Regions from separate parts of the Homo sapiens genome. Here region 2 is linked to region 1. Evidence: chromatin contacts called from ENCODE Hi-C data. All regions are on one chromosome and are shown on one strand. Each heading gives the region's core, a stretch centred on a gene start or an enhancer-like site at or near the end of the contact. The rest is flanking DNA. Distances are from core to core; before and after follow the strand shown. Region 1 overlaps AKAP6 (A-kinase anchoring protein 6). Region 2 overlaps NPAS3 (neuronal PAS domain protein 3).

Region 1 (4,197 bases), core at 1,690-4,189:
TTATAGTCCTCTGACTTTCCAGAGAAGTAAATTTGAATTCAGAATATTAGAAACACACATAGGTAGGCCAATACTAAGAGTGAGAACAAACTTGGTTACAGACAGAATTCCGATACAGATATAATAATTTCACAATATCCAGAAGAGTGTCCCAACTCTTTATTTATTGTAATCTTTTTTGACTATTAAAATTACTTGAATTCAGGCCTTAGACATGCTATATGTTCTGCTGAAATTTTTGCCACAATGATATTTATCTTTGTATTTTCAGCAATGTCTAGTAGTGTGCTTTTTCACACATAGAAGGCACTTAATAAATATATGTTAAATGAAAAAATAAATGACCAATATTTGTTGCATTAGGATTTGATCTGTGTTTCAAAATAATTTTTAAATTTTTTTTCCATTTTCGTATGTCATCCTTATTTTCTTTCATTCACACCACAAAGATGCCAGCAGAGCTTCTGAAAATGGGCATCAAGTATTTGTTGTGTGTGTCCAAATGTGAATACACCTGCACATCCACATGGTCTGTGTATAGAGGGGCACTTTCTTGGTCTTTCTAAGCACATCTCTTGATAGGGGGAGAGTACCTAGTACACTGTCCACTGTACACAGAAACCCGGTGATAGTACACAGATAGAGGGGGCTGAGTGAAGTGGAAAAATAGCATGTGATAAAGGTATCATGAATTGAATGGACCCCAATTTTGCTTTCTTTCATGATTTCTGTTTATATTCTTGAGGCTACACATAGAAGCAGGAAGGGAGGTCGAAAGCTAGATCTCCCTAAAGGGACGGGGTGCTTAGCTTTTATTATAAGTTCGGAACACTGGGATATCTCAGGTTTCTATTGTGAGTGATGAAACTTTTTAGTATTGGCAAGAAAAGAGATAGGAAATGTGCAACAAATAAAAAGTTGTGAGGGTGGGATATAACTCAGAAGAAACCCAGAGAGAATCCTTGAGAGGACTCCTGTTTCCCCTATATCAGACAGCCTTGTTTTGCTATCTGGCTGGGATACACAGAGGTGCCATCCGGAAATGTTCACCCAGGACCAATGGGTTTTGTCTAATCTGCATCTCACAGATTTCAGCTAACTATGTAATCATGGTTCTGTTAGGAAACCTGACACATTGTTTAGTGCTTTTTGGCTAAGACTAACTTTTATGATGAAGCAACCATGCACTGACATACACACACAGGTTATTTGTGTTTGTTTTTGAAGGGGAGAAGATAGTGCATGGTTTTTTAACTAGTTACATTTCAAATAACGTCTTTCACTATTTATCTTCTTGGATTTAACCACTTGTTCCCTAAATAATATACTTTCTGACTTAATTTTCTCCCCAAACCAATTTATATGTACAGATATAACAACACAATTCTAAATACAATAGTAAAAACTGTTTAATGCTGCAAGAAGTATAAAGTACTATTTTCATCTCCCATTTATAAACCATCTAAATTCTGCTTTTCTGACTAGCATCCACAGATGACAGACAATACTTCTGTAAGTCCATCTGGTCAGCAAAGGGTCTCTTAAGTTTTCACGAAAATTTTAATTATGAGAGTATCGAGAATTAGGACTGGAGTTCTAACAGACTCTGCCCTTATTTCTGCTCACAGATTTACTGTACACATCTGAAGGGATCTATGGTAAACATCAAGTCAGATATGAACCTGTGAAATATTCTGATCCCTAGGTAGTCTACCAGATAAAGGAGTTTAGGAAATAACATTTTGAACACATGGGACACTCTACTGAGAAGACTGAGCTTGAGTAAGTGTAACTTCGATATTAAAAGAGTCAAGTATTTGGGAGGAAATGAAAAGCAAAGCAACTCTCAAATTTATGCAAATGCAGGAAAGGCGAAAGAACAGACAAACTGATACCCTGAAGATAGGAGAAGGGGCAAAATGAATGATCTTGCATGGATTCTTGGCATTTGGAAAGAGTTGCAATATGAGAAAATTAGAAAAAAAGGCTGAGTTTGGTAGATCACCAGAAAATTCACTTAGTAAGGGAATACATTGTATGAAATTTCTGAAACCTTCTCTGTTGGACATATTTTCACCTCACCTGGAAGAAAATCTTCTGAGTGATGACCAACAGAAACCTCAATGATGTTGTCAATCAGTTTAGGGTTGGAGTCTAGGACTGGAGGAATGTTAAACTACCATATAGTTCCCAGCTCAGCCAATTGCAATTGTGTAGGTCTCAGTTTGTGATTATGATGTCTCTAAGATGATATTTCTCATTAGTTTTATCAAATCTAACCAATTGGGATAGATTTTTGAAAGAATATAAATGAGAAATCTTGCATTTGTGAAATCTGGTTGTGATATGTATCCCTGGGTGTGACTCTCCTTGGAGACTTGGTACAATAGAGAGATTTTCAATAGGAAAAGCTTTTGGAAACATGTATGAATATGGGAAACCATATGATGTACCACTATGTGGGATGATAGACTGAGCTCTATCTAAACAGGTTGGCAACACACCAGAGCATGGCAGTATGGTATGATCTGACTCTATGGGACTCTGTGCCCACATCTCTGCTTTGTCCCCCTCTAATAAACAATTTGTGTTCCTGAGTGTTATTTGTTTTTTTACTTACCACTCTCCACAATTCCATTTTCTCTTTTTCTCATGATTTTTTTTGAGGTAATCTAATTGCTTGAATTAAAGGTTTATGAATCTTAAAATATTATCTAGGAAAAACCCTAATGGCAAAACCTAGCTTGTGATAAACATTATAAAAAATATTTACTTTTACCTCTTTCCACTTCAGTGTCAGGACATCCTCAGTTAAGCATTAAAAATATTAATCAAGATTATTTGAAAGGCACATCTGAAGAATGGGTTAAGTTTAATAGGGAAACGGCATCTCAACCCATTCCTAGTTATGTGTGGAAGCCTGCCCTTGCTCCTTATGACCTCCAGGTGGTGCTGTTTACCCAGACACGGAAAGCAGGAGCCCAGCCCCATTTCTTTCACTTAGGTTTGCAGTTGGGCTTTCATATTTTCAAAATATTTTCTGTTTCTACAGATGTATACTTCTAAATGGCCAATAAAATTTTATAACCACTATTTGAAAAATTGCAAGGTTATTGTGATTTGTGCTTCCTAGCCAAGAATATATCTTTATGTCTGTACATACCCGAAGTCAAGTATTTATGTTTGTTCATTGGTCCCACTTTCTACGCTTCCTTCCTTTGTAGCACACAGGCTCAGACACAGACATTTGGGCTGTGGACAGAACTCGTCCAAGGACCTGTAAATACTTATGTAATTTTGAAATATATTTCTAGTTCAGCTATGGCAACTAAACTCCACAGGCTTCTGGGTGAAGAACAACATCTTTACAGGAATGCCAATCCCTGTAAAGGATTTGGCAATCCCCCAAAGCCAACGAGTGTTCCTAGCAGACCTGACCTGATTTTTTGGCAGGGGGATGCTTGTCAGACACCAGAAATGTTTTGATGTTTTGAGGTCACCCATACAGTGACACCCCACAATCCAATCCAAATTCCTCAGAAAAGTGATTCTAGAGAAAAACTGAGAGGGAAGCATTGACAGTTTCTTTCCCATTTTGGTAAGAGTTCAGGTCCAGGAATAGTGGAAATTCCATTACAGCAAAGATGAAACTAGGATAGGAGTGCGGTGGGATCGATTTGATCATGGATAAAATTTGGAACTTTTAATATTGGCTTTTTACAGAATAACCAACTAACATGCCTTTCTTGCCCCTTTTTTTCCCCTTTTCTTTCCTTTCACAAGGGGTTTGTAAACAAACTGGATGAATTCATTCAATGGTTAAATGAAGCCATGGAAACTACAGAAAATTGGACTCCCCCTAAAGCAGAGATGGATGACCTTAAACTGTATCTGGAGACACACTTGGTAGGCAAGATTGTGTTGTTCTTGCTGTCAATAATCAAAGGATTTTAATGTACTGCTTGTTTGTTTATGAGAAATATCAATTTTATTTATCAAAGGTTACTATATGTCAATGAAACCAAATTTTAATGGGTCACAGAAGATGAAAATTTACAGGCATTTCAAGTAATACTATGAAACCTAAATCATCTCTGTTTCAAGCTACCTTTTCAAAGCTTTTCCTGGAAGGATAAGTAATTATTTAAAAATACCTTAGAAAATTTTATTAGACCCTTGTTCTCTAAAGCAGCAACT
Region 2 (3,743 bases), core at 989-3,488, 1.1 Mb after region 1:
ATGAGGCCACAGGGAGAAAAAGTCCTCACCGTGCCCTAGTGCTCTGTGGCACATCAAGACTCAGTCTTGCCCTAGATGTGCCATACTCCGGACATTATTGTATAGGAAGGAAGTATCTGCACATCCGAGCAAATCAGGATGTGGAGAGAGTGGCCTATTTCTGCTCTCTATAAGACTGGCTTACATGAACATTCAATAACCAGCTCCCCTAAAAAAATCTATTTTATCTGCCATTTGTGTTGTCATCCTATCACAATCTATGGTCCGTGCCAAAATGCACATTGAAGTATTAAAGGAAAAAATTAGTTTGAGAAAAGTGACAGAAATATTTACGAAAGTGCTACAATTGGACTCCATGCAAAACGAGAGTGACTTCCTCATATTCACTAATCTCCAAACAAAATAACCATCATCAAGAAATATTAAAACACACATTTTATTAGTTCCATTTAATTTCTTAATTGCTCAAAGTCAGTTTACCCATTTATTACTGTGTGAAGTGCTTAGAGGCAAGGCGCACATTAAAGGGATTATTTCCATGTAATCCCCCCCTCCCAGAGGGTAAGAGCTGATCACTGTGAATCCCGATTTACGCTCTGTAGCAATAACAAATGGAGGAAATGGGGATTGTAAAATGATATAGTCAGTGGTTGGGTGATACAGGAGGAGAGTGCAATTTAATAGCAAGAGAAAAATGCCTAATTTTCCGTAAAAGTTACGCGAGCCTTTTTCAGGAATAGCTATTAACCAAACTGAATTTAGCCTCCTGTTTTTCTGACTATACCTATGTTAACTGATAGATGTGGAAGATCTGCAGCCTGTTAAGATGTTAATCAAATGGAGTCTGGGAGTAGATGTGATCATATTACCGGGACTTGGAGTTCTGGGGACAAGAATTGCTCTGAGTATTACAGTCTCTGTGACAGTTTTTCCACCGCCAGTCTTCCCTCTTGACATGAAAGGGTGCAGGCACGCAGGTGGAATCTGGAGGGATGCTGGAAATTATCCTGGAAAGGGAAGTGAGGTAGGCAGGGGTTCTAGGTAAATATCCACCAAGAAACTTGTGACAGTCTGAAGCTCTGGCAGCTTCCATGGTACGTCATAGCTGGCCTGAAACCATTGCACTCCGGAGGACCGGGAAACCCATTAGTGACCTGGGAAAGAGCTTTTGCTTGTCCTATTGCTGACATATCTCTCCCTGTTGTATGTGCATGTAATGTAGAGCATTACCACTATTCTTAGGAGATAAAATTTAGAGCATTAGAGGAGTACAGAGGTAAGGCCAGTCCTTACCAGCAACTTCTGCCCCTTCAGACGGCGCACAACTCAGACGCAGGGGTCATGCCTGACAGCATTAAAATAGTCAGTGCCTCTATTTCAGGCTGAAACAGTTCTGATATTTGATATTCATTCTCTGCCTTTAGAGTTAGTTAGAGAGTTAGCCTGATTCAAAGAGTATACAAAATAAAACATTTTTTAAAAAGCCTTCAAGGAGATTTGTACTATGTATCCTATTAGATTGAAGGCAAAACAAGCTGATTGCAGCAGAAAAAAAATATGGCTGCTTCAGACCCCAGCTGACCTCTTTTGTATGGAAAATCCCTCATACGATTACAGAGCTAATGAGTAATTTTTAATGAAAACATTATGCCTTTGCATATATTTGTAAGCAGCCCTTCTTACATTTAAATTTACATGGAAATCAGATGATATGTATAAAAACACATCTTGGAAATCTGTGTATTTTAAGGAAAACACTCGACTGCTATCTCTGGCTGTTTCTATAGCTGTTCCTATCCAAAACCCAAACTTCTCAATAAGAAAACTGTAGAATTCAGTCAATCATGTGGTTGACACCAAACACGCAAGTATTTGATGATGCGTGGATAAAACAGCTGAATACAAGGCAGACTCGTCCACATTTCACAGAATGTTTGGCTTTATGCAAACAACAGTGTGTGAGGAAAAAAAAAAAAACTGAGCTTAACAATTGCTAAATAAATACATGTGAAAAAATCTTTCTCTTTCACCTCAAGAATTCTTAAGTATTTGAAGATGAAGACAGAACCAGGATTGTTTCTGGGACCTGAATGTATTTTCTTTTCTACTCAGAATCTGAATCACTGTGTTGAATTTGAAAATGGAGAAGCCTATATAATGTCTTTCCTTCCCACCCTTTCTCTCGCCCTCTAGGTGGAGCTGACAGGCAGCAGTGTCTTTGACTATGTCCACCCCGGAGATCACGTGGAGATGGCTGAGCAGCTGGGCATGAAGCTCCCCCCTGGGCGGGGTCTCCTGTCACAGGGCACTGCTGAGGACGGAGCCAGCTCAGCATCTTCCTCCTCTCAGTCGGAGACCCCCGAGCCAGGTGGGAATTGCAAACCCAGTGTGTGGGTTGGTGGGCAGGACCTTTGCCAAATGAGTGTGCTCAAGTTACCCATGTGAAGAGACTATAAATAGGTCTAAGGGTATTTAACAATTCCATGCAGCTTCCAGTCCCATGCAGTAATTAAATAAGGAAGAGATCTGAAAATAAGGAGACATTTTAATAAGTATAATCCAGAGATCTAATTTCAGTTGAACAATACATGTAGAAGGTACTAGTTCTTTTAGTTTCTCTTTCAAATTACTAGAGGGAACAGCTTCCGATTTGGAATACCCTCTTCATTTTATTGTTACCATGGCTAAATGTAATGCGTTTATTTATTATTCAGCAAAATCTATGGCAGAGGCATTCCAAATAGTAGCTCGTGGAGAATTAAAAGTATCAGGGACTTGTAGAAATCTTGGTTTCTTTATTTTTTTAAAGCATCAGAAGGTACTTGAAAGATGTGAACAGATAAATTAAGGCTAAAAAGAAAACAGAAATGGCTACATTTTAAACTGCCTTTCTACCCTCAGTATTTAATTAGATCAATTGTATAGAGGAATGAACAGAGGTGACATTCCTCATTGGGATTCCTTCCAGGACTCTTATAGACTTTGCATTCAGAATGTTCCCATTTTCATTGTGTTGTACTGATGATAATTTAAGTATTAGGGGAAAATCCATTTATAAATTAAACAAAATGACTTGATATCCATCAGTCCCCTAGTTCATCAAGCTGTTCAAACACGGGGAAGATTGGCTGGTCGGCCTGGGTCTTCCGAGAGCGCTGGTAATTAGATCTGCGAAGGATTTATTCTTTGCTGATTGGGGCTTTAAATTAATTGAAGTTCCACATTTGTGGTTTTGTCCTTTTTGTACTTTTTTAGAGGAGATATTTCATATTCTTGTGTGGTGGAGTGCTTGGCCAAGCAGCAGTGGTTTAAATGTTAATTTTTCTCATGAGAAGTTTAAGATTTTTTGATGAATCAAGGCCTGATTTGAAGTGCAAAGTTGTATTTGCTTACTTGGAAAATTATTTTTTCACTCTTCAAAGATGCTTGTACTTTACTTGATCTGTTGTTTTAAAATAGATTCGTAATACAAAAGCATTTTATTAACAAGAAAAATAGAAAAACCTATGTTAAGATTAACATTAAAATAACTCAACATACTTCGAAGACAATAATTTGGCCTGCCTAGAAGTAATCACGATATGTTTTCTCACACAGAAGGAAAAAAAAAAAACAACACACATTTGACTCTTGGAAGTATTTTAAGAACCAATCCATTTTCCTCACTGAAGTTAACTGTAGTTTCTAGGGCATTCATTATTCTTAGCATTGGTGATCATCCTTCTTCAGTGAGCCCCACACAT

What was found. A loop is a pair of places that touch in the nucleus more often than their neighbours do. Pooled maps may share reads with other maps.
Region 2: a map of mammary epithelial cell shows a loop between it and region 1 (5-fold over the local background). The contact joins two enhancer-like sites. A Hi-C loop is called at or near these places in 2 of 168 maps with a recorded cell type or tissue (MCF 10A and mammary epithelial cell), 1 of 37 single-sample maps with no recorded cell type and 6 of 50 pooled maps.

What each region holds. Positions count from the first base shown.
Region 1 is chr14:32,573,337-32,577,533 of GRCh38, forward strand. AKAP6 (A-kinase anchoring protein 6) reads left to right here. Exons shown (of 14, transcript NM_004274.5): 5 at 3,784-3,906. Among named protein-coding and RNA genes, the nearest start is that of AKAP6, 250 kb to the left of the region's middle. Within about 2 kb of position 2,940, at least 2 of the 41 ENCODE cell types and tissues checked have a DNase peak (open chromatin) inside an H3K27ac peak, as active enhancers do.
Region 2 is chr14:33,674,018-33,677,760 of GRCh38, forward strand. It overlaps NPAS3 (neuronal PAS domain protein 3), which reads left to right. Exons shown (of 12, transcript NM_001164749.2): 6 at 2,194-2,368. Among named protein-coding and RNA genes, the nearest start is that of SNORA89, 33 kb to the right of the region's middle. Within about 2 kb of position 2,239, at least 2 of the 41 ENCODE cell types and tissues checked have a DNase peak (open chromatin) inside an H3K27ac peak, as active enhancers do.